2 separate regions of the Homo sapiens genome follow, and region 2 is linked to region 1. Evidence: chromatin loops called from intact Hi-C (ENCODE). Cell type or tissue: OCI-LY7. All regions are shown on one strand. Links, peaks and the distances in the headings refer to the core of each region. The heading gives the core; the rest is flanking DNA. Region 1 overlaps ANKRD17 (ankyrin repeat domain 17). Region 2 overlaps ANKRD17 (ankyrin repeat domain 17).

Region 1 (16,659 bases), core at 4,210-12,209:
CGGATCATGGGATCAGGAGTTCGAGGGGCCAATATGGTGATACCCTGTCTCTACTAAAAATACAAAAATTAGCCGGGCGTGGTGGCACGCGCCTGTAGTCCCAGCTACTCAGGAGGCTGAGGCAGACGAATCACTTGAACCCGGGAGGCGGAGGATGCAGTGAGCCGAGATCGTGTCACTGCACTCCAGCCTGGGTGACAGAGCAAGATGACTCCATCCCCCCTCCCCCTCCCAAAAAAGCTTAAATATTAAAGCACATTTAAACTAAAATGGTATAAATAATAAAGGAGTCTGAAGCTTAAAAATCAAAACTGTTACCTGCAGATTCAACAGAACTGCAGTTGAATTCCAAATAAGCCTATTATATAAGATAAAAGAGAAAGACCTATAGCATTCCTGTTGACAATAAAAGCACTCCAGAAAAAAAGCTATAACCTAAAATTCAAAAATGAACGAAAAGAAAATGATATGAAGGAACAGCATAATTCAGAATTAGTAAAACGGAAACAATATGACAAAACTCAGGAAAGTGTTAGAAGTAAAAGAATATTTTAGCTAAAGACCAAATAAAACCAAATTCTGCAATTATACATGCAGTAGAAAACAGACAAAAACTACAAGGAATACACAGACATGTAAATGTAAACACAAAGATAAATAACAAAAGCTTGTTTTTTAAAAACCTACATATTGAAAGGCCACACCTAAACCTCTAGGAAAAATCAACCCAGAACAACTAACATCAAGACATAGTCAGGGCAGGCAGGCAGGAAGGAAAGAAGGATAAACAAATGAATCCTGCTTTCCCCTAGGTTCATCCCTGGGAGCCTACCTTAACCTCTGTGTTCACTCTGGTTTCCCTTTTATTTCCTGTATCCTTCTAGAACCAAAGTAGAGCAAAATAACAACAACCTTCCACATTGTTTTGTTTTTTATGAGACGGTCTCACTATGATGCCCACACTGAAGTACAGTGACTATTCACAGGCACAATCACAGTGCACTGCAGCCTCAAACTCCTGGCCTCAAGCCATCCTCCCACCTCAGCCTCCTACACATTCTATTTTAATAAACAGAATTACTAGGCTTGCCCGCTGAGCTGCGCCATTTAAGAAGTTTACTCTCTGCACAGATTCTGCCACCCCTCTAGTCATAGTTTTTATCAGATGACCCTGTTTTCTGCTCCCTCTCTGCACAACTATTGGATTAAGGATAGGCACCCATCCAAGTTTTATTTTAGGCTAGTCAGTAATCTGACTGAAATGGTCTGACTTGAACATATGAGCTGAGCCAATCACATTCCTCATCAAAGAATGGGGAATTAAAGGGTTAACTGGTTTAATTAATTATGAAGTTGAACCACTGATGTGCATATACAAGGTAAGATTATGAAGAAGTTTAGGTGTAAAGAGAGCAGAATGCAAGAAACTGACAAGAAACAGACCATGAGTGAGAGACCACAAATCCTCTAAGAGAGAGAGAGAGAGAGAATAGCTATCCCTAAGTCCTGGACGGTTTGGAAAATGGTTCTGCATAGCCTTATATAAACATCATTTTCCATGAGAGTCCCTGGATGGGCCTATATTCCTTTTCATGAAAAGAACCTAACTAAAATAATTTTCACATCTCTAATTATTATAATTACTTCAATTAGAAAAAAAGCAAAATTTAATTCAGAGCCATGTTATTTAAAAACATCAGCTTATATATTAGAGAAACAGGTTTCAGAGGATGGGGCAGATCTAGGTTTTGTGGGGCCTTAAACTTACAAAATTTTGGGAACCTTTTTTAGAAGAATGAAAAATTACAAATAAAAAAATCATGTACAGCACTTGGAAGTACCCCATAAAATGAAGTGGCCTAAGGATTTAAGTTTCACTGATACCACGGTAACTTCACCACAGTTTAGAAATGATAACAGAGTCCTGAGTTAAAATTGAAAGAGCAATGTGATTTACAAATTCAAAAAGTGGGGCCACTGGGTGTGGTGGCTCACACCTGCAATCCCAACACTTTGGGAGGCCCAGGTGGGCAGATCACTTGAGGCCAGGAGTTTGAGATCAGGCTGGGCAACGTGGTAAAACCTCATCTCTACAAAAAAAAATTTAACAAATTAGCCAAGCATGGTGGTGCACACCTGTAGTCCCAGCTACTTGAGAAGCTGAGGCAGGAAGATTGCTTGAGCCCAGAAGGTGGAGGTTACAGTGAGCCAAGATTGTGCCACTACATTCCAGCCTGGGCAACAGAGAGATACATTATCTTTTTATTTAAAAAAAAAAAAAAAAAAAGGGGGGCCAAGCGTGGTGGCTCACATCTGTAATCTCAGCATCTCTGCATTTTGGGAGGCTAAAGTGGGAGGATCTCTGGAGATCAGGAGTTCAAGTCCAGTCTGGGCAACATGGTAAGACCTCATCTTACAAAAAATAAATACATAAAAATAAAATAAAAACATTAGCTGGGTGCTATGGCAAGTGCCTGTAGTCCCAGCTACTTGGGAGGCTGAGGCAAGAGGACTGCTTGAGCCTAGGAGTTTGATTGAGGCTGCAGTAAGCTATGGTCACACACTGCTGCATTCCAGCCTGGGTGACAGAGACAGAACTCGTGAGAAGAAAAGGAGAGGAGAGAGGAGAGAACAAAAAGTGCTTCTACAGTAAAATTACATGAAAAGAAAGGAGAAGAACAAAAAGTGCTCCTACAGTAAAATTACACTGCACATTTCTCACAGTTTAGTTCAGTGTTTATTAAACATACCCTGAATTTAATCAGGAAGAAATAGTAGGAAATAAAAATAAAAGGCATTCTAGCAAACAACTGGCTTGTAGTCTTCATAAAATGAATCTTTCTTTGAAAGTTAAAGAAAGACTCAGAGAACAGTTCTAGATTATTTGAGACTAAAGAGATATGGGAATTAAGTGTAACTTGCAGTCCTAATTAGAATCTTGGATGAGAGAAAATAATAAAGTTATTGAGATAACTGATGAAATGTAAATATGCACCATATATTAGATAATAATATAAAATGTAAAGTTTGCTGAATTTAAACACTGCATCATAGTTGTTGAAGGGAACATTCTTATATTTAGGAAACTAAGTTATTTAGGGGCAAAAGGGCTTGACGTCTACAACTAACTGTAAAATAGTTCAGGAATAAAATAATTTTACACACACACAGAGGAATATATGATGAGGAAAGGAAGTAATGCAGTTTAATTGGTGAATCTGGGAAAAATATACAAGGGATCCTTGTGGTATTCTTGAAAGTTTAAAATTATTAATTACAAAATCTGAGAGACATAATCAAATGCAATATGTGAGCCTTGAGTGGTAGTTCCTGGTTCAAGAAAGAAACATCTATAAAAAACGTTTTGGAATAATTGAAGATATCTGAATATGGACTGATTAATTCTTACTGAATTCATGTTAACCTATTAGGTATTTGACAATGGTATCATGGTTGCATAAGAAAATATCCTTATTCTTAAGTGATGCATGTTTTTAGGTCTGAAGTGTCATATCTGCACCTTATTTACAAATGGTTCAGCAAAACAGTAGAGAGAGAAAATAAATATAACAAAATAATTGGGAAATTTAGGCGAAGGAAATATGGATATTCCTTGAACTATTCTTTAACTTTTCTATGGGTCTGAAATTTTTTGTAACAAAATAGTTACTGGAATGTGGCAACAATAAAAGCAATTGTAATGCCCTCAATGATACTCTGTATTTACAATATAGCACTATATTCAAAAGCATGTATTAAAAAACCTAACCTGGGTGGTGTGGTGGTACACGCCTGTAATTCCAGCACTTTGGGAGCTGTGCAAGGATAATTAATATTCTATATGACTGCCACTATTTGACAAACACAAGAAAAACTATGAATATATAAATTCATTGCAGGCTACAATTTACCTCATGCTTTAACTGGCAATGTACTCTGACATGTATCTCTAAAATAATTATAACTCTTTACTCTTTCATTAAGTTAATTAGGTTAACTGTTATTTATTCCAGTATTGCTAGTTAGAAGAAATTTGATAGTTAAAAAAAAAAACAAAACAAAAAAAAAAAAACCGAAGTCTTACTATAACTTCCTTAAGGGATAAGCAATTTCACATCTTTACCTGGAAAACAAACATATCCAACCTTACTACAGAATTCTCTTAGTTGAGTTGAATTCTCTATTGCTGACTGATCTTCATTAGTTTGAAAATCTAGGCCTGGTGGCTCACACCTGTAATCCCAGCAGTTTGGGAAGCCGAGGTGGGCAGATCATGAGATCAGGAGTTTGAGACCAGCCTGGCCAATGTAGTGAAACTGTCTCTACTAAAAATACAAAAATTAGCCAGGTGTGGTAGCACATGCCTGTAGTCCCATTTATTCAGGAGGCTGAGGTGGGAGAATCGCTTGAGCCATTGCACTACAGCCTGGGTGACAGAGTGAGACTCCATTTCAAATAAAAAAAAGAAAGAAAGAAAATCTAATCACTGCTTCAAAAGTCTGCCTGTAGTTAAAAAACACATGTGATAATGTGAAATCTGTTGTGTTGTTAATGCAGATGAGATTTTTTTTTTTTTTTGAGATGAAGTCTTGCTCTGTTGCCCAGGCTGGAGTGCAGTGGTGTGATCTCGGCTCACTGCAACCTCCGCCTCCTGGGTTCAAGCAATTCTCCTGCCTCAGCCTCCCAAGTAGCTGGGATCACAGGTGCACACCACAACGCCTGGCTAATTTTTGTATTTTTAGTAGAGGCAGGGTTTTGCCATGTTGGCCGAGCTGGTCTTGAACTCCTGACCTCAGGTGATCCACCCGCCTTGGCCTACCAAAGTGCTAGGATTACAGGTGTATGCCACTGTGCCCAGCCTAGATGAGATTTAAAGGTGGACTAAAAGGATGTAATTTTCACTCAAGGGTAGAAATCTTTCTCCTTGGTACCTGTATTCTCAAAACTAAAAGTAAACATAAATTAATAACAGGTACAAGGATTAATTTTTTTCCCCCAAAAAATGATCCCTCAGGACAGGTGTGGTGGCTCACACCTGTAATCCCAGCTCTTTGGAAGGCAGGAAGACTGCTTCAGCCCAGGAGTTTGACGAAACCAGCGAGGGCAACACAGTGAGAGCCTGTCTCTAATAAAAATAAAAAATAATAAAAATCCCTCTTAGAAAAACTTCAATATTTTAGGTTTGATAGAACCTAGGTTGATTCTAATCATTTAAATACCTAGAAATTTTTTTGAAATTCCAGACTTCTAAGAGTACAAATTACCTTTTTATGGTATTAAAATTATGATGAGGTTTGAAACCTGCTGTTTTTAAGAAAACATATGCAGATTCTTATGGAATTACGGTGTATAAAACTCACCATTTGATGCTGATGAACACGGAGTCAACAAACTAAGCGGGGAAAAATGTTGTCTGTTAAAGTTAGCAGCTGCGGGTGCTCCTCCAAGGGGTGCCCCAGGTCCGTACATCTGACCTCCTGAAATGTTTGAAGCAAAGTTTCCCAAATGTGTTGAAGAAGGTGTTACAGAACCATATGGCGAGTCCATATTGACAATACCTATAATGTAGAAGGTCATCATAATTTATAATAGTTACTCCTGCAAGAAATAGAGATACCTTAAAATTCTAAAAGGCCCTAAATATATTCAAAACTATTTTAGATAATTAAAAAAATCCCGGCTGGGAGTGGTGGCCCACATCTGTAATCCCAGCACTTTGGGAGGCCAAGGTGGGAGGACTGCTTATGGCCAGGCATTCAAGACTGGTCTGGGCAACACATCGAGACCCCACCTCAAAAAAAAAAAAAAAAAGTTCCTGGCTGGGTGTGGTGGTTCATGCCTATAATCCCAGGCATGAATCTCACTTTGGGGGGCCAAAGTGAGAGGACTGCTTGAACCCAGAGTTCAAGGCCAGGATAGACTGCCTCTACAAAAAATTAAAAAAAAAAAAAAATTAGCCAAGTTTGGTGGTGCGTGTTTGTAGTTCCAGTTACTTGGGAGGCTGAGGTGGGAGGATTGCTTGAGCCCAGGAGGTTAAGGCTGCAATGAGCTGTGATGGCACCACTGCATGCCAGCCTGAGTGACAGAGTGAGACCCTGTCTCACACACACAAAAAACTAAACTATGTAGATAATTATAAAAGAAACAATTATCACATTATACTCTTAAATTCAAATTATAATTTACTGGGAACAAATTTAATTCTTGATTTTAGTACTTTCAGCACTAGTGGGCATTAATGTTTTAGTTAAAAAGGATCATTAGTTTTCCTTTACATGGGCTTTCTGTCAAAGTGGACTTTTGTTGCCTTTATTGATCATAAAATTAATGCAAACTTATTTAAAAAATCCAAAACCAAAAACCATATATAAAACAGAAAGTGAAACTTCCAGATGTTCCTATTTCAAAAACGAATGTATGTGTATTTGTGAGAGAGAAAAAGAAGAGGAAGAATAAACGTTTACCTTTAGGGATTTTTAGATAACATTTTTTTTTAAATGTTTATTTTTAGGGATAAAGATAAAACATTTACTCTTCCTCTTCTTTTTCTCTCTTACAGGTACACATTTGTTTTTGAAATATGTTCATTAAAAAAGTATTACAAATGTTTACACACTAAACTATTACACAAGTAACCTATCTGATTTTAGTCTAACGGGTTAAAAATACAGAAAAAAAAGAAAGAAAATAATTGTCAACGATTTTTTTTTTTAATTTAGGAGACAGCTTTCTCTGTTGCTCAGGGTGGAATGCAGTGGCATGTGATCATAGCTCACGGTAGCCACAAACTCTTGGGCTCAAGCAACCCTCTTGCCTCAGCCTCCTGAGTATCTGGGGCTACAGGTGTTCACCATTACACCTAGCTATATTTTTGTTTTACCTTTTATTAGCTTTTATAGAACACATGTCAATATTGGATTTTATGCTTGAACCTGGGAGGCGGAGGTTGCAGTGAGCCTAGATTGTGCCACTGCACTCCAGCCTGGGCGTCCGAGTGAGACTCCATCTCAAAAAAAAAAAAAAAAAAAAAAATATATATATATATATATATATATATATATATATCTGTAGGATTTTAAATAGGTTTAAGGACCAAAGAGTTGTATAAAACTACAGGGCAAAAAAGGGCTGTAGATACAATTCTACAATGAAGAGATCTGATAATTACATACTAACCACACGGCCATGCTTTCCACAGCCAATACTGGAACAATTTATCATTTTTTCTTTTTTTTTAAGGAGACAGGAGATTGCTCTGTTGCTCATAGCTCACCCCAGCCTCCATCTACTGGGCTCAAGTGATCCTCCTGCCTCAGCCTCCCAAGTAGGTGGGATTACAGGTACATGCCACCACACCCAGCTTTTTTATTTATTTTTGTAGAGGCAAGGTCTCACAATGTTGCCCAGGCAGGTCTTAAATTTCTGGCCTCAAATGAGCCTCTTGTCTCAGTCTCCCAAAGTGTTGGGATTACAAGTGTGAGCCACCACATCCAGCCAATCTGTCATTGATAAAATGCAGTGTGAGGTTCAAAACATCACCTATATGATGCTCCTTCCTGAAATATTTGATCTGAATCTAATCATGGATTGACATAATCACTGAATTAAACTTGCCCACAGAGTCAATGTCAAGAATTACAGAGGAAGGCAGTAGAATACTTTAGACAGAGGGAGACCAAAGACACATAACAACCAAAAGTAATGTGTGAATCTTGATTGAGTCTTGGATCAAATGGCAAGGAAAAGAGACACACATAGTCAGAAAGAATATATTTGGGAAAATGGCATTTTATGTTGGGTGTTATTATCAAATTCATCCTCATTTTATTGGGTGCAGTAATAGTGGCATAGCTGTGAAGGCAAACATTGTGAAGATCCATATCAAAGTATTTAGGGGTAAAGTATCATGTTTGAAAGTTATCTTCTCATGATTTGACAAAAGATGGGGAAGAAAAGAAAATAGAGATAGGATAGAAAGGGGGAAAAGGAGGAAAGAAGGATGAAGAAGGGGAGAGACAGGTAAGACAAGACAAGAGAGGGGGAAGAAAAGGAAGCAGCAAAAGAGAGGAAAAAAAAGGAGGGAAGAAGGAAAAGGGGAGAGAGGAAGGGAGGGGAGTGAGGGAGAGAGTTTGAAAAGATGTTAACAAGCAGAGAATATATTAATAAATGTGGAAATACCAAGTATTTACTATGCTGCTTATTCTGTCCTTAGATCTTTATGTGACTTAAATAACTTTTCAAAATACAAACTATAAAAACAGATCTGAGTCTAAAATACAAATAATCAAATTATTTACATAAGAAAAGTTAAACAAAGGAAGAAAAATATGGAACACAAAATGAATTAGGAAGAAGTAGAGAGAAGTGAAAATTAGGATCTGAGAGAGGTTTAGGAGAAAATAAAAGGACATACTTCCTATGTAATAAAAGGAGTATCTTTAACTCAAAATGACCTGAATTAGGTAATTGACTTGTAAGTTAAACTTCAATGCTAATTTTGGCTCTCATCAACTATACACTCCCTAAAAACCTCACCTTTCTTACAGAGGTCTTTCTTCTATACCTTTTCAAAAAATAGGAATTTATTTTTTTGTTCTCTAAAGCTTAATTTTAGCCTTTCTGAATCCCACACCTAGATTATCACATTTTTGGAAAGGTAAAGTATTAAATTCCAACTACTATAAAAATCAAACTTAAAGCATTTCCTACGCACTGGCACATAATGATCTAAAATCTAATTATATTGATTCTATTGTTTTAATATAAAATAAATTATTTTTCATAGTACACATAAATATTTCAGTTGACTTTTAGCAAAGAATATTTACTGACCACCTTCATTAAATTTTATTTACATGTTACAGAAATAGGTAAAAATAACATTGAGTTCCCATTAAACTTGGAAATTTTTGTCCCGGAATGTCATATTTCCAATAACACAGATAACGAGTTGGCAACCAAGAGCCAAATACCAAATATTTTAGGCTTTGCAGGTCACATGGTCTCTGTCCCAGCTACTCAATTCTGTCATTGTAGCATAAAAGTAGCCTTATACAATATGCAAATGAATGGGCATTGCTGTGTTTCAGTAAAGCTTTCTCTACAAACACTGAAATTAAAATTTCATATTTTGTGTTGCATGTTTATTCTTTTTAAATTTTTTTTTTTTTTTTTGAGACAGGGTCTCCACCCAGGCTGGAATGCAGAGGTGTGATCTCAGCTCACTGTAACATCTGCCTCTAGGGCTCAAGTCATCCTTCCACCTCAGCCCCCCAAGTAGCTGGGACTACAGGTATGCACCACCATGCCCAGCTAATTTTTATATTTTTGTAGAGATGGGGTCTCCCCTTAAGCCCAGGCTGGTCTGGAACTCCTGGGCTTAAGCAATCGACCCACCTCAGCCTCCCAAAGTGCTGGGATTACGGGCACAAGCCACCGTGCCAAGCCTATTCTTAAAAAAAAAAATTTTTTTTTAAACATTTAAGAAATGTAAAAACAGGCAGCAGGCCAAATTTGGCCCATAGACCATAGTGTGTCCATCTCTTACGTGGACTATCTTTAATTACTTGAAATGCTTATATTAAAACCCAACAGCTTTAAATGGAAACTGGCATCCTGGATTAGATCCTACAATAGAAAAAGGATATTACTTGAAAAACTTGTGAAATCTGCCTAAAATCTGTAGTCTAGTTAGTAGTACTACACCAATATTAATTTTTTTAGTTTCGAAATGTATCATGGTTATGTAAGATGGTCACATGAAGGGAAGCTGAGGAATTATAGAATTCTTCTATAAATCTAAAAATATTTTAAAGTAAAAAGTTTTTTTTAAAAAAGCAATAGCTTACAATCAGGAGATCTTTGTATCTTCTACATATATCAGTGTTGCCCAGTAGAATTTTGGATAATAGAAATGTTCTAGATCTTTGCTGTCCAATATGGTAGCTACCAGCCACAAGTGTTTTTTAAGCACTTAAATATGGGTAGCCTAAGAAGCTAATTTTTTTATTTTTAAAATTTTCATTAATTTAAATTTAAAAAGTACACATGGTTATTGGCTACCATATCAGACTGTGTAGCTCTATTTTTAAAATTATTTTAGAAATAAAAAAGATAATGCGAAATGAAACCCAATTTTTTAAATCTGTTATTTTGTATTTGTAATAAATGTAAACTTTTGGTGACAGTACCTTATTAAATTAAAACATGAAAGACTTCTGAGAGAGAAAAACACGCCTAGGCCAGGAACTGTGGCTCACGCCTGTAATCCTAGCACTTTGGGAGGCCAAGGTGGGTGAATCACCTGAGGTTGAGAGTTCGAGACCAGCTTGGTCAACATGGTGAAACCCCATCTCTACTAAAAATACAAAAATCAGCCAGGCATGGTGGTGCACGTCTGTAATCCCAGCTACTCGGGAGGCTGAGGCAGGAGAATCACTTGAATCTGGGAGGCAGAGGTTGCGGTGAGCTGAGATCATGCCACTGCACTCCAGCCTGGGTGACAGAGCGAGACTCTGTCTCAAAAAGCAAACAAACAAAAAAACCCCGCCTGATCAGAAGACTTATTTATGGAAAATTAAATAAAAATCTATGGTAGCTTTTAAAAAGATTTTTAAAAATAACACCATACTAAACACAAACAACAGCATCTGAGTTAACTAAATCCAACAATCTTTGTCTATATCGTCCAGAGAATAAAAATATTAGAAAATGACCAAGAATTTTCACATCACTTGTGCAAATGAACAGCTGCAGAATCTCAGAAAATATAAACTCACCTGAGGGACTTGGAGCAGGTCTCTGTAATGGTGGTCTAAAACCTGGAGCTTTGGAAGTATCAGACTGATGTAAAGGATCTGAATTTGGCAAATATGAGGATTTTCCTGATAGCATAGATTCTGGTGTTGACTGAGATGAAACAACAGATCCTCCCCAGAAGGCATGAGCAGAAGTAGGGCTGTTTTCAAACAATGTGCTAAAGGGCCCAAATGGTAAGGGGGCACTGAAATTGGGAGCAATAGGCTTATTTGCTGGATGTACTGAATTCTGACAAGCACTTTGTGTACTTAAGGTCGAAGGTAGCTGGACAGAAGAGGGAACACTGTGAGGTCTTTTAATGTGATTGACACTGAGGACTGCAACAGATGAATTTTGCACTGAAGCTGAATTCTTGTGAGGGGCAGTTGTGCCATGAGGGGGTGGTCTAATAGCAGGGGTTTCCATTTTAGGAGTAGGCTGGGGGCATCCCATTGGTGTCTGAGGCATAGGGTAAGTCACTGGGGCAGTAGAAGGCACCGCCACTGGAGCAGAACTTGTTGCTAAAGGAGGAACAGTCATTCTAACTTCCGGGGGAGGAACCTGAGACTGCTGAAGAGGTGGTCTTGGTTCCTGAGAAACAGATCCCGGAGGTTGTTGCTGATTAGAATGAGCTGATGAACTCCCAGAAGAACTGCTGCTGTTTGGAGGTCTAGTGTTTGTTGTTTCTACTACTGGTGGACTACCTGCTTCCTGTTCGGAGGAAGATGCCACTTTATTTGGAGATGCTGATCCACAATCCAAAGGGCTGTTTCTAGAAACCCCTCCTGGCTGGGCTGGTGGTGATGGGGAAGATGGGGATGATACTGGATAGTGTTCTTTGGCAGTAGGCATAGGATATGTGGCATTTGTGGGTGCAGTGTTGTTGTTGCTTGCCGTGGTTGTGACTGTTGTTGTGGTGGCATTGGATGTCTTCACAACTGTGACAAAAAGCTGCCTTCGGACAGAAGGTGAACTTGGACTGCCATTTGTAGATGTACCAGGCACCGTTGAAGCTGATGAACTGGTTGTAGTTGTTGGGCTTGAAGTTAAAGAACCTGCTGAATTCACCTGAGAACCACTGCTATTCTGATTGCTATGGCGAGGCACCATGTGAGGCTTAGGCGAGTTAGTAGCTCTGGCAGGGCTCAAAGGCCTGACAGGAAACGGACCCCAAGTGGATTGAGCTGGTGGAAAAGTACCTCCAAAGTGGGTCATGGGCAACCTTGGTGGACGGATCTGCTGGAAAGTCTGAGCAGCAAGCAAAGCATGTGCAAACTGTGGAGGAGGATATGCTAATGGAAGAGAAACTGGAAAACCAGGCCTCACATTATTCACTGGGTTCTTAATGGTTTTGTGAGTGGATGCAGAAGAAATTGCAGGCACAGTGAGTGCTGTGGCAGTTTGAGATGTTGATGACAGAGCTACAGTTGTCATTTTAATTCCCATTAAGGAAGTGTTAGCAGCAGTGGTGGTAGGTGCTGATGACCCTATTTTGGAATTTGCTGAGGAGCTTTTCAAACGATTCTTTGGAATAAGTTCATCAATTTCTTTGTCTGGATCCTTGATCAAAGCATTAATCAATTGAGTTGCTTGTCTTGTTGATTCAGTGCCACCCCTATAAATTGAGAAAAAAAAATTAGGTAGAATTTTCCCTACTTTTGAGTATGTAAAGTGTTTTTAATATGTATTTATGTACACAAACACACACACAGTTTTGTGTGTATATACATACACACATACAAACAAAGGACAGATAACAAAAGCTGGGCAGCAATTTTCTTACCATTCCTGAGGTATTCTACAAACAAAGCAATAAACTGTCCTGAATTACTACTTTTATTTTTCAGAAGAATAGTAAATGACTTATTTTTCAAAAATACATTTCACTATTGTTTCCTTAGACTAAGAAACCATTTTCCTACTGTAAAATACACTACAGTTAGAAAAACCACTGCACATAAAAGCCTATGTAATCCACAATGTTATTGAAACATTTAATCCTAAAAATATTGAAACAGTTAATCAACACTAAAAATAATAGAAGTAAACAAGGAAAATAATACAACTGAGTAAGAAAACAGTATTTTATTTTAAATCTTGGTATCTGGGATGACTCCGTCTACTAAAAATTCATTAGTAGTTTGTCTATTAATAGGATAATTATTGTAACTCCTCTGGGAAGATGTCTTAAAATGATGCAGGAATCCTGATAGTGCCAAAAATAGCCATATAAAACCTTAGTGCTGGATCTTCAGGAAAATATTTGATATTTATGGAAACTCAAGGGAGCAATTACCAATAAAGGGTATCTGGTTCCCTCTTTTCTAGATAAGATAGGCTGTGACTACCCAAATACCCAGGGGAAAACCAGTCAGAAGGAGAGGACGATGAATAAAATAGAGATGGCTACTTGCTTTCTTATTTTTGAGGTATGATGTAACTATTAGCTCTCCTATATAATGCAAAGGGGCATCTGCCTCATACAAACTTATATCTGCCATGTAAAAAATATAAAACTCTTTTTCAAAGGAACATGAATTTACTTTAAAGTAATTAAATATAGCTTCCTACATTCTTATGATTTCTTAGAACATCACTTTTATTTTAAGAATATTCAGGCATAGACATATTCGACGAGTTATTCAAGATAAGTTATATCTTCACTTCAGATTCAAATCTGAACTCAAATTCTTTTTTTTTTTTTTTTTTTTGAGGGAGTTTCACTCTTGTTGCCCAGGCTGGAGTCCAATGGCTCGATCTCGGCTCACCGCAACCTCTGCCTCCCAGGTTCAAGCAATTCTCCTGCCTCAGCCTCCCGAGTAGCTGAGATTACAAGCATGCACCACTATGCCCGGCTAATTTTGTATTTTTAGTAGAGACGGGGTTTCCCCATGTTGAGGCTGGTCTCGAACTCCTGACCTCAGGTGATCCGCCCGCCTCAGCCTCCCAAAGTGCTGGGATTACAGGCGTGAGCCACCGTGCCCAGCCCAAGAACTCAAATTCTAAAGACACAATCTCAGAATAACAAATCTCAAAGGTTATTTGAGAAAGACAAAAACCCACTGCTTAAAATGTTAGAAATGCGCTCCCTAAAAGTCTCAGAACAAATTTTTAAGAATGTCATATAAACAGTTTATGTACAGAAATTATTTATTTAAACCTTTGCTACACATGCATACAAATTCCTATAAAAGTCTCTGAAACACTTCACAAAAGTGTATTACCTAGGAAAAAAGAAAACTATAAAATTTATCTTCTCAAACACTAATAAAATTCCCATTTTAAAAAGTATACTATGTAACACAAAGTTCCACTGAAAACTCATATGGCTGTATTTCATTAAGCTATAGTGCAATAAAATAAAGGAAGAAAATGTAAGAGACAAAGTTTTGCCTTATAGTGATTATCCGGTCTCCAGTCTTGTCTTTCTGTTTATCAATATCTATGTGTGCACCAGTAAACTCCCGAATAGCATTGATATTACAGCCTCCTCTTCCAATCACTCTGGATATCACAGTTGATGGAACAGATACTTTCTTTGACCTGTTTAAAAGTTGTATATATAAATTAAGATTAGTCATTAACAATAGTTATTGTAATTTTTAAAAGAGGAAAGAGTATTACTAAAATGTCTTTCTATAAATACAGAATATTGTTGAATAAGCCTCTTCTATTTACTCTTACTCTAGATGAACAGAGAAAAGGCAATCAGGAGCAACAGACAGATAAGCTTTATTATAGCTTCTCATCTCACTATCAAAGATTGTTTGCTTTGTTGATTATCATTCTTCACTTGTATCGGTAAAGCACATACTATGTAGACACGTGCTGTGCTAATGCAAATACTAACGGTAAATAAGACAGACATGGGTTTCTGCCCACATATATTGACTATCTACACGCTAATTATGAAAACACCACCATGTCATGAGTGTTGCAATAGTATGTGTGTACACACACACAAATGTATTATATATACATATATGTATATATAGACATATATATGTATATACGTATAATATATACATGTATATATGTGTATATATATATATTATATGTGTGTGTGTATATATACTGGTTGGGCATCTAATCTAGCCTCAAGAGTCAAGAAAGACTTCTTGTGGGCCCCTTTTGGTGCTTTACTCATATGCTTCTTTTTATTCTCTAATATACATAACTCAAAGAGTGATGTTAAAAATTCATGACTGGGAGTGGTGGCTCATGCCTGTAATCCCAGCACTTTGGGAGGCCAAGGCAGGCAGATCACTTTATGTCAGGAGTTCGAGACCAGCCTGGCCAACATAGTGAAATCCTGTCTCTACTGAAAAAAATACAAAAATTAGCCAGGCATGGTGGTGTGCACCTGTAATCCCAGCTACTCAGGAGGCTGAGGCAGGAGAATCACTTGAATCCGGGAGATGGAGGTTGCTGTGGACTGAGATTGCACCACTGCACTCCAGCCTGGGTGACAGAGTGAAACTCCTTCTCAGGAAAAAAGAAAAAATATTCATTACTTCCCTGTATTCTTATAGTAGCATTAAAATGACCATCCACAAATATGAAAACTTTCTAAAAATCTTTAATAATGTCCGGAAAAAGAAAATCCTACTAGAATTTAAAAAGCAAAATCTGAGGCCGGGCACGGTGGCTCACGCCTGTAATCCCAGCACTTTGGGAAGCCAAGGTGGGTGGTCCACCTGAGGTCAGGAGTTCAAGACCAGCCTGGCCAACATGGTGAAATCTCATCTCTACTAAAAATACAAAAAATTACCCGGGCATGGTGGCATGCACCTGTAATCCCAGCTACTCGGGAGGCAGAGGCAGGAGAATCACTTCAACCTGGGAGGCAGAGGTTGCAGCAAGCCGAGATCACGCCATTGCATTCTAGCCTGGGCAACAAGAGTAAAACTCCATCTCAAAAAAAAAAAAAAAAAAGCAATATCCATCTAATACTTGCAAAATTACATTTTAATTTTAAACATTCAGATATAGATTATAGATTTCCTTTATTATTATTTTTTTTTTGACAGAGTCTCGTTCTGTACCCAGGCTGGAATGCAGTGGTGTGATCATAGCTCACTGCAGCCTCAAACTCCTGGGCATAAGCAATCCTCCCACCTTTCCCAAGTAGCTGAGATTACAAGCACAAACCACATGCCCAGCTAATTTTTTAATTTTGTTTTTAGCAGAGATGGGGTCTTGCTATGTTGCCCAGGCTGGTCTTGAACTCATAGTCTCAAGTGATCCTCTTGTCTTGGCCTCCCAAAATGCTGGGATTATAGACATGAGCCACAGGTGTCAGGCCCGAATTCCTGATAAGCTGATTAAACAATATTTCTAAAAGAAATACAGTATAAAGTTCTCAATAAAGAGAAGCAGTCAAGTATAGTTCAATAAACAAGCAAATTATTTATTGAGAATGGTTAAGTATTAAAAATTGTCATATTTTCTAAAAGGAAGGGCATGATCCCTGTTCTCTATATATACAACTAAGTTACCTAACAACTCTTTTTAACCTAAAGAGCATGATAATCAGCCAGTGATCATCATTTCCAAACTGTATAACACAGTATTAAATGCATATACAAAAACCAAATTATCTTATTAGTGTATAGAGAATATTCTGATGATGTGATTTCAATTAATCCAATAGAGTGTGTATGTGAAGGAGTGAAAGAAAGAATGTGTGTATAGTGTGTGAAAATAGAGACAGAAATAAACATAGGTATGACGGGGACAAGATTTGGTCTAAAATACGGAGGAAATAAGCCAAAAACCTGTATACTGCACTTAGGGATTAACAGTAGTTACTAAGTTTGGTTCACTATAGCTTTTGTTTCAGATAACCAAAAGTTTAAATTT
Region 2 (16,659 bases), core at 4,187-12,186, 140 kb after region 1:
CTGCAGTGGCTCAAGCCATTACTGAGCACTTTGGGAGGCCGAGGCAGGCAGATCACCTGAGATCAGGAGTTAGTGACCAGCCTGGCCAACATGGAGAAACCCCATCTCTACTAAAAACACAAAAAATTGCCAGGCATGGTGGCGCATGCCTGTAATCCCAGCTACTCCAGAGGCTGAGACAAGAGAATCGCTTCAACCCCTGAGGGGGAGGTTGCAGTGAGCCAAGGTCATGCCACTGCACTCTAGCCTGGGTGACAGAGTGAGACTCTGTCTCAAAAAAAAAAAAAAAAAAAAAGATACCAATGGCAGACATTTCTTCTTCATCTTCTTCTACTTCTGCACTTCCACCTCTGTGAGACAAAATTAGCTGGACTAACCTCATTGAATTTCAAGTGCCTCACACTGAAGGTACTCAATAAATGCAGTGGCTCACGCCTGTAATCCCACACTTTGAGAGGCTGAGGCATGCGGATCACGAGGTCAAGAGATTGAGACCATCCTGGCCAACATAGTGAAACCCCGTCTCTACTAACAATACAAAAATTAGCTGGGTGTGGTGGCATGCACCTGTAATCCCAGCTACTCGGGAGGCTGAGGCAGGAGAATCACTTGAACCCAGGAGGCAGAGGTTGCAGTGAGCTGAGATAAGAGTCACTGCACTCCAGCCTGGCAACACAGCAAGATTCCGTCTCAAACAAACAAACCAAACCCATATCTGTCCAACATTTCTCAACTTGATTCCAAAACTTCTTGATGAATGGAAAATATTACTTTTATCAACTCTTAATGATTTACATATTTATCTAAACTTTTCAGTCACTAGACCAATTTAGGTTCTAAGAGTTACTACAACTTTTCCTAGTGAAAAATGTCACCATGGTTACTTTAGAAATCTATGAAAGACTTACTGGTATAGTATAGAAATGATGTGCATTACATATAACAATGTGCCTTACAGAATAAAAAGAAATATAACACGTATCTGTCAAAAAAAGTCTACCACATGGAGATTTGATATCATTACCAAAAATAATTTTTATGGTAAATAGCAAGTGGATTTCCCTTGTTTGACCTAGAATTCACTATTTACCATTAGTCCACAATCTTGGCAATCAAAAGGAAATGATGCCTTCCTTGAGACTCTTTCAATTTTATTTAAAAAACAAAAACAGCTAAGATAAATACAGAGCAAGAAAAGCTTCCATAATAAACCTACTTACTTTGCTTAAATCTGAACCTTAATTCAGTTCCAACCTAAAGGGTTCAGTCAAATCCTCAACCCACTGTCCATAGACAGAACCATAGAGAGTTGGCACTTTTATTTTATATACCACAACCTATAACATCAAGTACAGATGAAGCTGGACATCCTGGCTTTAGATGACAAAAGAATAAGAACGGGTATGAGAGTTATTATTACACTTAACAATATAAACATTTTTATTTTCATAAAATTTCCTACTTTCTTAAAGCAAAAATATATCAAATACTATACCCAGAACAATCTGAACTTAATCAAAATTAAAGGATGGAAATATCTGTGAAGATTTCTTATTACTAAGACTCCTAAAACTGGCTCAATTATAAATAATAACACTAAATATACAGTAACCAAGTTTCTGAAATGATCTCTCAGTTGTTTCATGTTTTCATATAAAAAAGCCAACATATAAACCACAGGTTTATATACACAGCCCTTGGCCATGTAAATTTGGGATATAAAATTGGAAGACATTTTTCCTCTTATTGATCATTCTAAGTAGTACAATCTATTGTTACACATAATTTTACAGGAAGGTCATCAAAATTCTAAAATTATAATCATGTCTCAGGAAAACATAAACAGAACAAGAAAAGAGGTATTTATATGAGCTGTCAGCCCTTTTTCTGCCATCTGTATATGGCTACTTTCCTGAGTATTAGTTCCTTTTACAGAAGGTAGGCAGAAGGAACGGAAATACTTTGATGCCTTTGGTTTGGAGAAGAAAATTACTGCCTGGATTATTTGAATAAATGAAATAGCCAAGACACTCTATTTAATCCCTTACCTTGGACTGTTGAAAAGCAATGATGTAAGTTGAAATCCACCTTTTCTAATTTTATTATACATTTTAGAGAGTATTTTACTTAAGATTTTAAAGGTCTAAATAGTCAACTTAAATATATGTGGGCATATATAATCAGTAATCACAGTTTAAAAGGTAAGCCATAGTATTATGAGAAATCATTTGTGTTATGTTCACTAATGATATTGACTTTTGTTAACTAATATTCAATAAGAGTACCTTTAAGAAGTTTATGATTCAAAAGATCAAGTTACAAAGACAGGAAAAAAAGAGTCTAATATTTATTCAATGCAAATAAGCATAATCTACATAAAATTCCGTATGTTCAATAAATAAAATCACAAAGGTGAAAATTACGGTAATGAACTTCAAGTAGCTCAATATTAAGTACAATAATAAAACTGTCACTGTGGTATACAGATGAACTTCATTATCCATTACTGGACATTTATTCAAGGAGTTATCCCTGTGGGGGGTAGAGGGCTAGGGAATATATTTTTCTGGAAAGCTCATTATGTAATAAATATCTGTTTACTTGCAATATGAGGTGCTTTAGAAAATGGTACATTTATCTGCAAAGTTAGCAAATTTATTCTTTGCACTCTGTATTTTTAGCACTGTGTCATTATGAGTACTTATAACTTTGGATAAGGCTCTTTTATTACTACTTAGAAAATGTTACCAAGATTGACAAATATTTAAGTCAAATGATATTTTAAATAAAGAGAAAAAGCTACTTATTTAGTATGATAGGATGCAACAGGTACATAGAAACTAAATTAAGATAAATTGAGAATTAGGAAAACTAAAATTGCAGAGGTTGTTTTAATAACTAGCAACATTGAATAAATAAGGTAACATGAAATCTTAACATGGTATTAAACAATTGAGATAATAAAAAGCCAGTTGTTCAGGTAGCATTAAAAAAACCTATGCATAAAGCACAAAACAGTGCTCAAGTAGGATTTCCTCAGAACATAAATAAGACTTCTAAAATCTGTTATATGCTGAAGTTTTAAATGGCTAAGAAAAATTGTCAAATAGATTTATCAAAATCTCCAAAGCACACTTCTTTAAAATCCAAACCAAAAAATTTTAAAAGCAAATTAAAATGTAACACTAGAACTCTGTAATCTAATTAGGCTTATTTAAACTGAACCACTAAAAAGTCATGTGGCCACTTGTAATTACTAAACTCCTTTGATGAAAGTTTATACTACTATTTCTAAGTAGATAATTTTACCACACATTTTTAAGGAAACTCACTAATAGAAACAAAGTAAAAAATAAAAGAGAAAAGAATAAAAATTAACCACAATTCAACTTAGACCTAACAGCTTTTAGGAAAGGGGAAAAGAGCACATTGGCAGGTGTCTGCAAGGAGGTAGGTAATAAATGGAATCAGTTTTCATTCTGCAGAACAACCATGAGACTTGCTGCAATGTCAGCTCCAAGCACACACTGAGGGACTCCAGAAAATACTCATTGATCATGCAGCACTTTATAATGCGCATAGGCTTTTTTCTCCTGCTAACCCCGCCTAGCTTCCCTTTGCAGCTTCTTCTCCCAAGCCCTCTCCCCACAGTAAAATAATCTTCCTGAAGATGTGAAATAGTTAATAAATTATCTCAACAGTCTAAGTATTAGGAATACCACTCACCACCATAAAGCCTCTTTATCTGAATTACCCAGGTTTTATCTAATGAGGAAAAAAAAGAAAAACCCTACACAATCCCACAGATAAGAATATGAGATTTAAATACCTATACCTATAAATACAAATTTCTAATAGTATACTACATTCAATGCCAAAAGCAATTATAGTTTCACTTTGACATGTATTTCCTTGGACTGATTTATACTCAAATAGGATCTTATAAAATTTTTACAACCAGAAAAGAGAAAATATAATTTAAAATGTTCATGATTCAAATTATAGTAATTTTGTATTGATGTCTCTCTAGCATCAGTGCCCTAAATTTCAGGGTTTTAATATTTTTAATTTAATAATTTGTTTTATAATAATCAAAGTCACATGAAAAATCTAGGACCAGAGTATACCAGCTAAATTAAGCAATCAGATTGATATAAACATGCTTAGTTTAAAGCTAAAATAACCGTTTTTAATAGTTAACTGCAGCAAAGCTTTAGGCTTAGATATGTAAATGAATTCTAAGACATATGATACTAAACCTTACTCAAAGCTGCTTTGCAGACCCCACCTTCTAATGAGTTAATCTAAAGGTCACCACCAGCACAAGGCTTTTTATTAAGCCTGAGTCTCCCCTTTTTCCCTAACAAACATATATCTACAATTTATGAAACATGAAGTTTAAACAAAATAATTATAGACGTCTATAGTAATCATGTGAACCAGTCTGAAACATTCTCACACGGAATAGGTCTGACCGTGTCTTGCTTTTATGCTCTGCTTCTCTTTGCTCTCTCCTCTAATCTATTCATCTGTAAAATAATTCCGGCAGATAAGATTTCTTTGTTCAGATTTCAACTTTCATTTCACTTACAAACCTAGCCCTACCTCAAGAATGTCTTCTAGAACATATGCTTCCATTTCAGCCGCTGTCTCCACCATGTTTTATCAAACTGCCATGTTTCTTACTGCACTATGATTAGATCATTGCCAGCAGGAACACTCCTCTGTGTCAGCAAGGGAACAGGAAATGGAATGTTCTATTACATGCCTAAAGCAGCTTAGCTGTTCACTAGCCAGGCATCTACCAAAAGAGCAGGGGGTGACTCACTGTGTATTTTTTAAAGATACAGAAGCTCTATTCCAAAGCAAACTTCTGTCAAGTAATTTTAACAGACAAAATAAAGTCTCTTATTTTACCACTTCAATTTTTAAAATCCTAAAATTTCAAAAAAGAAATAACATATTTTTTAAAAAGCTATTTAACACGTCTGGCTTCCTGGTTGAACAAAAGAGGTTGAAGTGGGTTACGCAGCAATTTATCCTTAGTAAAGCCTTGTAGTGAGATTAATGGTTGTATTAAAGACGCAAAGAAGGAGGCATGATAATGCCAAGTTAGAAATTTGCTACATCAGGCAAATGTATTATATAACATACATATTACAGTTGACTTCAGGGTTTCAAAAATAATTATCCTAATGTAGATTTTTTAATAGTAAATTGGTTTTTATAAACTAATCTGCTTGTAAATACTTATGAGAACCAGGTTAACATTCAACTAATTTACAGTTACTGAAGCAAGCTATAATATTTGATATATGCATTTTCTAGTAGTGCCTTTAACTTCATTTACTAACCAAAGAAATGGCCTTTTTCTCTTACAATAAATACTCTAAGAGACTAAAATATCCTAGATAAATGAAATTTAGAGACACCAAATCTGGATCATCAAACAGCAAATAAAGTGAGTGAGTGACAGTGGAGCCAATATATATTATATTCATTCCTGTAATTGATCTTCCATTTAGTAAAACTTGTTAGATTGTCAAATTTCTTCCTTATACAACTTTGAATATGAAAAAATGCACTGAAAAAGGAACAATGGGCCGAGCGCAGTGGCTCACACCTGTAATCCCAGCACTTGGGGAGGCTGAGGCGAGCAGATCATTTGAGGCCAGGAGTTCGATCAAGACCAGCCTGGCCAACATGGTGAAACCCCGTCTCTACTAAAAATACAAAAATTAGCTGGGCGTGGTAGTGCATGCCTGTAATCCCAGCTACTCAGGTGGCTGCATGAGAATCACGTGAACCCGGGAGGTGGATGTTGCCATTGTGCCACTGGCACCCTAGCCTGGGCAACAGAGCGAGACTGTCTCCAAAAACAAAAAGGAACAATGTTTTATGCTCTAAACTGAGAAAAGTGATGTGATGATGTGCATGACATTGCTGGTACTATCTCCTCAAAGTGATGTCATGTTTTAGTGGTGATTTTGGAGTACTCTTGGGCCTCAATTTATTAATCATGAAATGGGATAATATTCATTCAACTTGAAATATCAGAAACTGCTCTAGGTGCAGTCAACTAGACAGATTATGGTTTCTTAACAGTTTATATGAAGATTAAATGATATAAAGTACCTACTACACGGTTTCTGGTATTTAAGAAATACCCATACTGTGTCAAGCAATATATGATTTCTTTTTTTAAAAAAATAAACATATTATTTATCCTCATAACAACCCAGCTATGTCATATTTTTAAACTACATTTTGCTTACTATATGCCATTTTAAATGCTTTTTATATATTAACTCATTTAATTTTCACAGTAATCCTAAAACATATTATTATTATCCCCATTTTACGTATGTGGAAATGGGACAAAAAGAGGTTAAGCAACTTGCCCAATTATTTCAAGCTAAGCTAATTAAGTTGAAGAGTTGAGATCTGAATTCAGGCAGTTTGCACCAGACTGGAGTCCATATCCAGAATCATCAACTATACTTCTTCCCTGTGATAATCTCATTTTACGAATAAGGGAACCAAGTATCAGACAGGGCACACAGTTATATGCAGAGTCAAATCCAGATGCAAATCCAGAACTGATTGCAAAGGGTATGTGGAATTAATGGCAAACAAATGACACTATGTTTTACCTCATACCATACCTAGTGTTTACATTTAGGTATGGGTATGCCTGGCATTTAAAGGCTGCTCAAAGTAATTTACATTGTTGAGACCTGGCTTAAACAGAAACTACAAACTGGCTTTTGTTATTTCCTGCCTCCCAGGTCAATTCTTTCTATGCTTCAAATAAACTGCTCCATCTTTAGACTTAAAACAAGTCGTCAACAAAGTTTCCCTTCCTCAAATTTTCCTCTAATGCTATCAAGCAATGATAGGTTTGAGTTCAAGGAACGTATGCTGGAACACTCTCCTTTTCCATAAACCAAGAATAGGCCTTCCAAATCCTTTATCTGACAAGAAATGGGGGCCCCTAAGACTAAAGTTAATAAAACCTTTCACTCTCCCCTTCTCTTCCATTCTAGGATTATGGGGTGCTTCTGTTTTCTGACATTTACTGTTGTTTTTAACAATACATATGTGATTATGGCTTTCTCACAGAATTATGGCTATCATTTATTATCTGTCTCCCTTAAAGACTAGAAAAAAGCAGGCAACACTGTTGAAAGCAGGCAATACTTTGGCCAGGCGCGGTGGCTCATGCCTGTCCTGTAATCCCAGCACTCTGGGAGGCCCAGGCGGGCAGATCACCTGAGGTCAGGAGTTCGAGAAGAGTCTGACTAACATGGTGAAACCCTGTCTCTACTAAAAATACAAAAACAATAAGTTGGCTGTAGTGGTGGGCGCCTGTAATCCCAGCTACTTGGGAGGCTGAGGCAGGAGAATCGCTTGAACCCGGGAGGTGGAGGTTGCAGTGAGTCGAGATCACGCCACTGCACTCCAGCTTGGGCAACAGGGCAAGACTCTGTCTCAAAAAAAAAAAAAAAAAAAAAAAAGAAAGAAAAGAAAAAAGAAATTAGGCAACACTTTATTCACCAATGCATACCTAGAGCCAGCACTCTGGCATAGAGCAGGCTCTTAAGCTTTTTTTTTTTTTTTTTTTTGAGGCGGAGTCTCGCTCTGTTGCCCAGGTTGGAGTGCACTGGCACAATCTCGGCTCACAGCAACCTCCGTCTCCCAGGTTCAAGCAATTCTCCTGCCTCAGCTTCCCGAGTAGCTGGGACTACAGGCGCGTGCCACCACGCCCATCTAACTTTTAGTATTTTTAGTAGAAACGGGGTTTCACCGTGTTAGCCAGGATGGTCTCCATCTCCTGACCTAGTGATCTGCCTGCCTCAGCCACCCAAAGTGCTGGGATAACAGGCGTGAGCCACCGCGCCCGCCAGCATTTTTTGATTAAATGAACAAATTCACAGATAAGAGAATTGTCTGATATCCACTACAGTATCCTAATACCTTTTAAATTATTGCTACTAATAGTAATAATTTCTTTTCTTCTGTTTTTTTTTTTTTTTTTTTTTTTGAGACGGAGTCTCGCACTGTCGCCTGGGGTGGAGTGCAGTGGTGCAACCCCGGCTCACTGCAACCTCCGCCTCTGGATTCAAGCAATTCTCCTGCCTCAGCCACCAGAGCGGCTGGGATTACAGGCGCCTGCCACCATGCCCAGCTAATTTCTCGTATTTTTAGTAGAGACGGGGTTTCACCATGTTGACCAGGCTGGTCTTGAATTCCTGACCTCGTAATTCACCCGCCTCAGACTCCCAAAGTGCTGGGATTACAGGCGTGAGCCACCGCACCTGGCCCAATAGTAGTAATTTCTTTATTCTTTCTTTTTCTTTTTTGAGGTGGAGTCTCGCTCTGTCGCCCAGGCTGGAATGCAGTGGCGCAATCTCGGCTAACTTGCAACCTCCACCTCCTGGGCTCAAGTGATTCTCCTGCCTCAGCCTCCCCAGTAGCTGGGACTACAGGCACGTGCCACAATTTCTAACAAAAGCATTTGTTCTTTTACTCTATCTTTAGGTCACTGGATCACTGAAATAAGATATTAGAAGTATTGAATATAAACAGAATCTAAATTTCAGATTTTCTGCAGTTATTTGTTACATAGCAAAATAATGTATCCCCTTTAATTCTGTTTTCCAGTCCTTTTCATCAATATGATTACCTATGTCACTGCAGGATACCATGGGCAAAAGGATATAAAGAGAAATTTATACATATTTGTCTAAAACCTGTCATCCTAAAAACAAGCCACCTTCCAGTTCAACCTAATTTTATTTTTGAGACGGAGTCTTGCTTTGCACTCCAGGTTGGAGTGCAGTGGCGCAGTTTCAGCTCACTGCAACCTCTGCCTCCCGGGTTCAAGTGATTCTCCTGCCTCAGCCTCCCGAGTAGCTGGGATTACAGGCGCCCACCACCACGCCTGGCTCATTTTTGCATTTTTAGTAGAGACGGGGTTTCATCATGTTGGCCAGGGTGCTCTCGAACTCCTGACCTCAAGTGACCGCCTGCCTTGGCCTCCCAAAGTGCTGGGATTACAGGTGTGAGCCACCGCACCCAGCCTCAACCTAATTTTATAGGCAAGAAAATTGTCTTCCCATTTATCTAAAATGGATTTCAATGGCACAAGACTTTTCATTATTTTGCCAACAGAAGTATTAAAGTGTAAATAGCAATTAACATATTAAGCTATGCAAACAAATGTAAACATATAAAAATAATTTAAAATAATAAAAGAAAATATTGACTGAAAATGTTCAAATATCCAAAATGAAGAGTGAAACCTCTCATAAAAAGAAGGTAAAGGACAAAAAAGCTCAGTAAATACCTAGATTGAATGAAAGAATCTTCCAAAATTGACAATTTTATTTAGGACCAGCATTGGTTTCCTTGAAGAAGGAAAAAGAAAATCAAAACAAAAAAATATGTAGAAATGTGCTGACAAGCAAGCAACTCTGTTTTGCATGACTTAACACTTTGTTGTTTGTTCCCTTCATGTAAAACTTTAATAGAAAACTCCTTGTAAAGGAGTTTCATTCCTATCAATTTTTTAACTTAGGGAATGGTGAGGCTTCAAAATCTATATATTCAAACAAAACAAGGACTGACAACTGGTGGTAGGAAAAATTTAATGATTTTGCCCACTCACATAAACTACTAGAAAAAAAACTAAAACAATTCTACCTCTTAAAATTATTAAATTTAATCATTACTTTATAGTATCTCTCTTTTTCTCTTTTCTACTGTGTAAATTATAGTAAAGCATAAGTATGAAACCCAAGTGTGAAAGAGCCTAAACCAAGTATAAGTGAAAGATATTAAAACAGAATTTAAGTTAAAAGGCTAATACGATTTGGTAAGATTTCTGAAAGTCCATACATTATTAAAACAACACATTCTCATGATTTTACCTTTTATTTCTCCTAAACTACTCATGCTATAAAATGACTGAGGAATCTAGATATATGTCTAATGTAGCACAAAATAAAGAATAAAAAGTAATATTCTTTTTATTACCACTATAGTTTATTTTCTTCTTTATTAACTATGATTTTTATGTAAAAGTAATACATGTACATGGAAAGCATTCACGGTTTAAGAGAAAAGCAAACCTACCTCTTACCAAGCCATCCTAAGAGACACAACCAGTTATTGTATCCTTCCAGAAATAACCTACATATTTCAAGCACATCTTAGGGTAACATTATTTTTTATACAGATGGATACTATTATGCATACTTTCTGTATCCCAATTTTAATATTTAATACTCCATAATTGTTTCAGATTAGTACATAAATATTTATCTTTGATTTTTGACAGCTGCTCAAATTTTCATTGCAGAACTGCATAATGTATTTAACCAGTCCAGCAGGCATTTATCTTGTTTCTAACGTTCATACCCAAAGGATTATAAATCATGCTGCTATAAAGGCACATGCACACGTATGTTTACTGCAGCACTATTCACAACAGCAAAGACTTGGAACCAACCCAAATGTCCAACAATGATAGACTGGATTAAGAAAATGTGGCACGTATACACCATGGAATACTATGCAGCCATAAAAAAGGATGAGTTCATGTCCTTTGTAGGGACACGGATGAAGCTGGAAACCATCATTCTCAGCAAACTATCGCAAGAACAAAAAACCGAACACTGCATGTTCTCACTCATAGGTGGGAATTGAACAATGAGAACACTTGGACACAGGAAGGGGAACATCACACACCAGGGCCTGTTGTGGGGTAGGGGGAGGGAGGAGGGAAAGCATTAGGAGATATACCTAATGTAAATGACGAGTTAATGGGTGCAGCACACCAACATGGCACATGTATACATATGTAACAAACCTGCACGTTGTGCACATGTACCCTAGAACTTAAAGTATAATAAAATAAAATAAAAGTTTAGATGTTACCCAATTAACTGCCTTCTAAAAAAGTTGAACTAATTTATACTGACAGTGAGTGAGACTGCCTGCTTCCCTACAAATATAAAGTGTTACTGACACAAGTCTACTAAAAATCCAGATCTGAAATCAATATTAGTTTTAAATCATGTATCCAGATTTATTCTTAGTTCATCATTTCTACTTTTCAAGAATCACAAATCAAAGTTACACCTCCTCTCATCTAACTTCAAAAAAAATTTAAAAAATCCTTATCAAAAAAAACACATAAATTCTCCAACAAATTAAGAACTTCAATTGATTATTTAAAAAAAAAAAACCCAACCACAATGCAGAGTCTATATATATATATACAGCTGATATACAGGTGGAGAAGAGAGAAGAATGGGGAGTCCAATGATCTACCCTTTAAAAAAAAATCTCCTTCTGATAAAATACAAATTCCCCCCAATATTTAATGGGTTTTTTAACCTGGTAGTAAGTTGTGAAAAGATGCTTCTGCCAGAATTTAGTATTTTAAAGACCCAGAATTGTTTGGGAAATATTTGGGTATATTCTCACTAAATAAAATACTGCTGGATACATTTATTTCTTTGCCTTCTACATTTATGTTCAAATTACTCTTTTTAAAGCATGAAATTCTAAAGTAATCCATCATATTAAAAAAATCTAATGTACAAGAATACAGGGCCACACATAAACAATTTTTATGAACATAAAAAGCACTAAACAGTTTCTATCTCAGTTTCTTGGCATAGATTCCAGGTCTAATTTTGATGATTACATTTAAAAATAAGAATGATTAAGCCTTCACCAGAACTGCCAAAATAAGACAGTTGAACATGCTTCGAGAAATGTAGAAGAATATCTAAAGGATATATGTAAGAAAGGACTAAGTTAAAGATACATAAAATTGTAACATTATAAATAAAATAATGCAACATAGTATCCAGTAGTATATTCTAAATATAAGGAATGGTAGGGAGGGTATGTACTACTTTGTAATATTCAAATAATTAAAGATTTTTTTTTTGCTTAAACATTTTTCTCAAGGCTCATACTATAAAAAGCCCCAGTACAATTGTTTTGTAAGATCATCATTAGCATTTTGATCATTCATTTAAACAAACATTTACTGAGTACTTACTAGGTGGCAGGGTTTATACTATATACACTGGAGACAGAATGGCAAATAAAATTAGTCCACCTCCAAGAGGCTATAATCTAGAACACAATCCTGATTCTTGACAATGTTTAATACTAAAAACTTCAATGATTTTTTTCTCTAATTGGTCCCCTTCCCATTCTTCTCTAATCCAACTAATAAATGAAATCTGAAATTCAACCTAGAAAAGTACAGAAGAGAATTATATTAGATACAAAACGCTTCATCCAGATGTGTCCTATGTACAGAATGAAATACAAGCATAGTCTTGTCCCAACGTAAGTAATGTACTAAACAAAGTAAGAAACAAAGCAATGCTGCCTCTTTTCACATCCCCAGTAATAGTTGTGTCTGTTGGACACTCGCATTTGTTGTCTCTACCCATGGTGGGTCACACCATGAATTCATTCTTTTTCCAGCATTTCACAATAGGTTCTATGTACACAAAACTGATAAAATATTTATTGTTTACAATCAACCCTCCCATTTGTCTGAATTGTACATTTTCAAATGAAAATAAAAACAAGTGCATACATAACAGAAATTACTTATTTCAATGTTTTTGATTTTAAATAGGTTAAATCTATTGATGATACAGCACTTTCAACCTCGTCAGCAACACATTTGTCCTCCACTTGAAAGCAAATATCTACCAACAGAAAGAAATACACACCACACACACACAGACACAAAATGGAGGTCTAGGGGACCTGGGGATAAAAATTTAAATTACAAGAAAAAGCTTAAATCTAAAGACAATTTTCTTGAGTCACCGGTTTCTACCACTCTGGGGGAATGAAGAAACAGTTCCAAGTAACTCAAGATAGCATCAAGGGCATGGAAAATAATCAGGAAGTAAAAACTACCCAAGTAACCATGGAATCTCATTGCTATCACTGGCTCTCCTCTGGTTCCTTAATGGTCTGGGGTCCCTGACAAGCTCCAATCAGTCTGGTCTCAAGATATCTGTTACCACTCTGCGCTCTGCTATTTCCAGCCTAATCTATTCATAACAAACCTTGAATGGTTTGCCTGCAAGCAATTATTTAAAGATGTAACTTTTGCAAGCAATTATTTAAAGTACCAAAAGACTGCCTGTGATATCATGAAATATACATTTGGTCTCTGGTCTTAGACCAGTTTCCTGGCATACACTCCTATAATCCTTAGAATCTTCAAAGTGGTTATGTGGCTTCCTATATGCTAAGATTTGACTGAAGACTGACAGGCCCTAGGTAGCTTCAGAATAAGGGTTGGTTTTAGCAGAAAGACCAGGGGAAGATTAAATGGTTGGGATTTTCAGCCCCAACTCCCATACTCCAAAAAGGGGAGAATAAAAGTGAAATCGATCCCCAACGGCTGATAGTTTAATCAATCATGCCTATGTAATAAAGTCTCCATAAACGCCTATAAGGACAGGGCGTGAAGGGCTTTCAGAGAACAGAACACAGTGGAAGTTACTGGAGGGTGGCACGCCCAGAGAGGGCAGAATTTCCATGCCCCTTGTCCCATACCTTACCCTATGCATCTCTTCAGCTGTATCCTTTGTAATATCTTTTACAATAAAATGTATTAAACATAAGTGTTTCCCTGAGTTCTGTGAGCTGCTCAGTAAATTAATCAAACTCAAGAAGGGGATCATGAGAACCCTGATTTATAGGCCATGGGACACACAATGGGTCCTCAGCAAAGATGAGAGGGCTAAGTATATAAGATCAGCCACGTCTTTAGAAGGAAGGGGGAGAAAAAGGCAATTTCTATTTCCACCTTCCTTCTTCTAGCTCTTCCAGGAGACATACCTTGCCTCCAGTAGTTGTAGCTCTCCTTGATCACATGACTTCCACCTTAAGGACAAACTAGTTTCTATACTTGGTCCTTAGTCCATCGGATAAAATGTCATCTTATTTAGAGGCACTGGAAGGAAGTAGGCCTCAGAATTTTCCAATTTTTTGTACTTCCGAATTTTTCACAATAAACATTTGTTTTTTAAAAAGAGTTTCCTGTCAAATTTCATGGAAAGGGATCAGAAATTAACACTCAAAATCGAGCATGTAAGCCAGTCAAGAAAGAATTAGGCATCTTACATTAAAAGAGTCACATTTGTATTCTACACAACTTTCTAATTTCCTAGAATTAATCCCTGTGTCTTCTATTTGTACCTCAGACAATTTCCGAAAATCACTTGGCCCGAGAACATATTTACTTCATAAAGAGCAGTATTAAACAACTAGGTAGAGGCCACCACATGTCTGCAATACCCCCCCTTTTTATTTTTTGAGACAGAGCCTCACTCTCTTGCCCAGGCTACAGTTCAGTGATATGATCTCAACTCCCTGAAACCTCCACCTCCCAGGTTCAAGCAATTCTCCTGCCTCGGCCTCCCAAGTAGCTGGGATTACAGGCGCAGCTACCACGCCCAGCTAATTTTTGTATTTTTAGTAGAGACAGGATTTCACCATGTTGGCCAGGCTGGTCTCGAACTCCTAACCTCAAGTGATCCACCCGCCTTGGCCTCCCAAAGTGCTGGGATTATAAGCATGAGCCTCTGTGCCCAGCCTTGCAATCTTTTTAACATTATAAATGTGATGCATCCACTTAGGGTTTTTAAGAAATTCAAAGGCTACAAAGGCACAAGACGAACCATAAGTCTTGTTACCCTCCTGCATCAAAATGGCAAAATACATGTTACATCATTAATAGACTTCTAGCACAGTTACCAGTTTAACTTTAATGCCATTTTGCTTTCATATCTTGATTCACCAAATTTTATATGCTTGTTATCTACTGACTGTCCACCGAAAAAACGAGCACTGACCCCTTCGTTTGTTGCCCTCCATCTCCTAAATTTATAGATATTATTTTTATATTATAAAGGTTTATAAAGCATTCTACTCCATAACTATAATTAAGCCCATTTTATACATTTTCTAGGTTGATTCTAAAACAGAAAATCAATAAAGTGTACTTACAATGTGATTATATAAATACTAGTCACTAAAGGAAATTTAATTTTATGTTGTTTAGACATTACTACTTGAAGAAATGTTCATGTATTCCAGACTAATAGAACTTGAATTTCCTTCTAGCTTTCTTCAGTTCTTTTTGAAGGCCCAAGATTGCCACAGCAGCTATTTCTTCCCACTCACCCTCCCATCCCCCCACTACCACCATATCCTCTACCTTGGGATTATTTTTTTCTCTGTGCTACTGTATCTCAAATATGTTCATACAAAGTGCATCGTTTTTTCCCAGTATAGAAAATGCAATTGTCCTCACATGATAAAATAGAGGGGCTGGGTAGAGAAAACATAGGTCAAAATCTATTGTCTCTCAAACAGTGAAGTCACTGTTCCACTGCCTTCAAGCATTCAACACAGCTGCTAAGAACTTAGTTATTTGATTTTCCGTATTTTTTCCCTCTCTCTGGCAATAATTTTGGGATCTTCTTGTCCTTAAGAGTTCTAAAATTGTGGATCTTTTTCCATTCATTTTGGTTACTAGATGGGCTCTTTCAATCTGAAAATTCATTACGTTTCTACAGCTCAGGAAATTTTCTTCAATTATTTCTTTCATTATTCTATCCTTCCCATGGTTCCTAAATCTCTTGCTCTGAGAACTCATACTTATGGATGTGAAAAACTGTGATATATTTTCCATGCTTCTTTAATTTTCCCTCAAGTTTTTCCAGATTATTTTCTCTTTTGATTTACATATGCAGACAGTTCCTCCTCTTAATTCCAAAATCAACAATTGAGTCTTGATTCATGCTGAAATTTTATCTCTTCAATTAAAATTTTTATAATTTTCAAAACCTTTTCTAGTTCTATGCCCCCTTTTAAATGCAACTATGATTAAACATTACGTATTCTTAAATTTTAAATAAAATACTAATTACACTTTGAAGTATTCTTCTGAATTATAGCTGAGGTTGGTTGTTCTTTTATTCATTTTAATCTTCTTTCATCCTCTTGATTGTCCTCAATTGTCTGATTATCCCTGTCTGTTTATATTTGCAAATGAAAGATTACTTTAGAGTATATAGAGTGTAAGAGCTTTCCCTGAGGTTATTTGGGTTTGTTTTCCTAAGTGGCTTCTCCTTTAAATGGAAGAACAGTACAATTTAAGCAGGTAGGGCACGCGTATACGCAGGTACCCCAAAAAGGTACCTGGATAGGAAGTCAAGTTGGCTGGGAACAGACAAAACTGTTTTTCTCCTGGGGTAGCACAGTGCCTCCACTTCTCTCTCAGGTTCTAACACCTAAGTAGATGCCCATACTAAACTGCTGACCTACTTTCTTAAGAGAATGATTCTGAAACTTCAGGCCTAAGAGTGGGCATCATAGTTGTTTAGGCTGGAGAAAGGGTAGGAGGGAAGCCCAACTGACCTAGCACTGTGGAAAAGAAGTCTTAAGAAAATTCTTAAGTATTACCCAACTGCCCACTACTACTGATTGGTGTTTGTTGACTCCAAGTTTGGAGCCATTCCAAGGTTTCCCTGGGAAAACCTGAGCTTACCTCTGTTATCTTGGGTTCCAGTTTCCTCTGGGATTTTGCTGTCAATC

The links. Peaks named below come from ENCODE experiments on the same cell type or tissue, not always from the same donor. Only the 100,000 strongest peaks of a DNase experiment are listed, where the experiment ranks them.
Region 2: a loop joins it to region 1, with 2.3 times the contacts of the local background. A loop is called at or near these places in 2 of 110 quality-filtered maps.

Annotation. Positions count from the first base shown.
Region 1 is chr4:73,079,889-73,096,547 of GRCh38, forward strand. It overlaps ANKRD17 (ankyrin repeat domain 17), which reads right to left. Exons shown (of 34, transcript NM_032217.5): 28 at 14,191-14,340; 29 at 10,779-12,412; 30 at 5,361-5,558. Among named protein-coding and RNA genes, the nearest start is that of COX18, 19 kb to the left of the region's middle. In OCI-LY7, for the core only: no CTCF peak of the experiment used is centred there; no DNase peak of the experiment used is centred there; H3K4me3 peaks cover 372 bases; H3K27ac peaks cover 1,437 bases.
Region 2 is chr4:73,218,369-73,235,027 of GRCh38, forward strand. The region is part of intron 1 of ANKRD17 (ankyrin repeat domain 17); the gene reads right to left. Among named protein-coding and RNA genes, the nearest start is that of ANKRD17, 32 kb to the right of the region's middle. In OCI-LY7, for the core only: no CTCF peak of the experiment used is centred there; a DNase peak (open chromatin) is centred at 4,773; H3K27ac peaks cover 1,243 bases.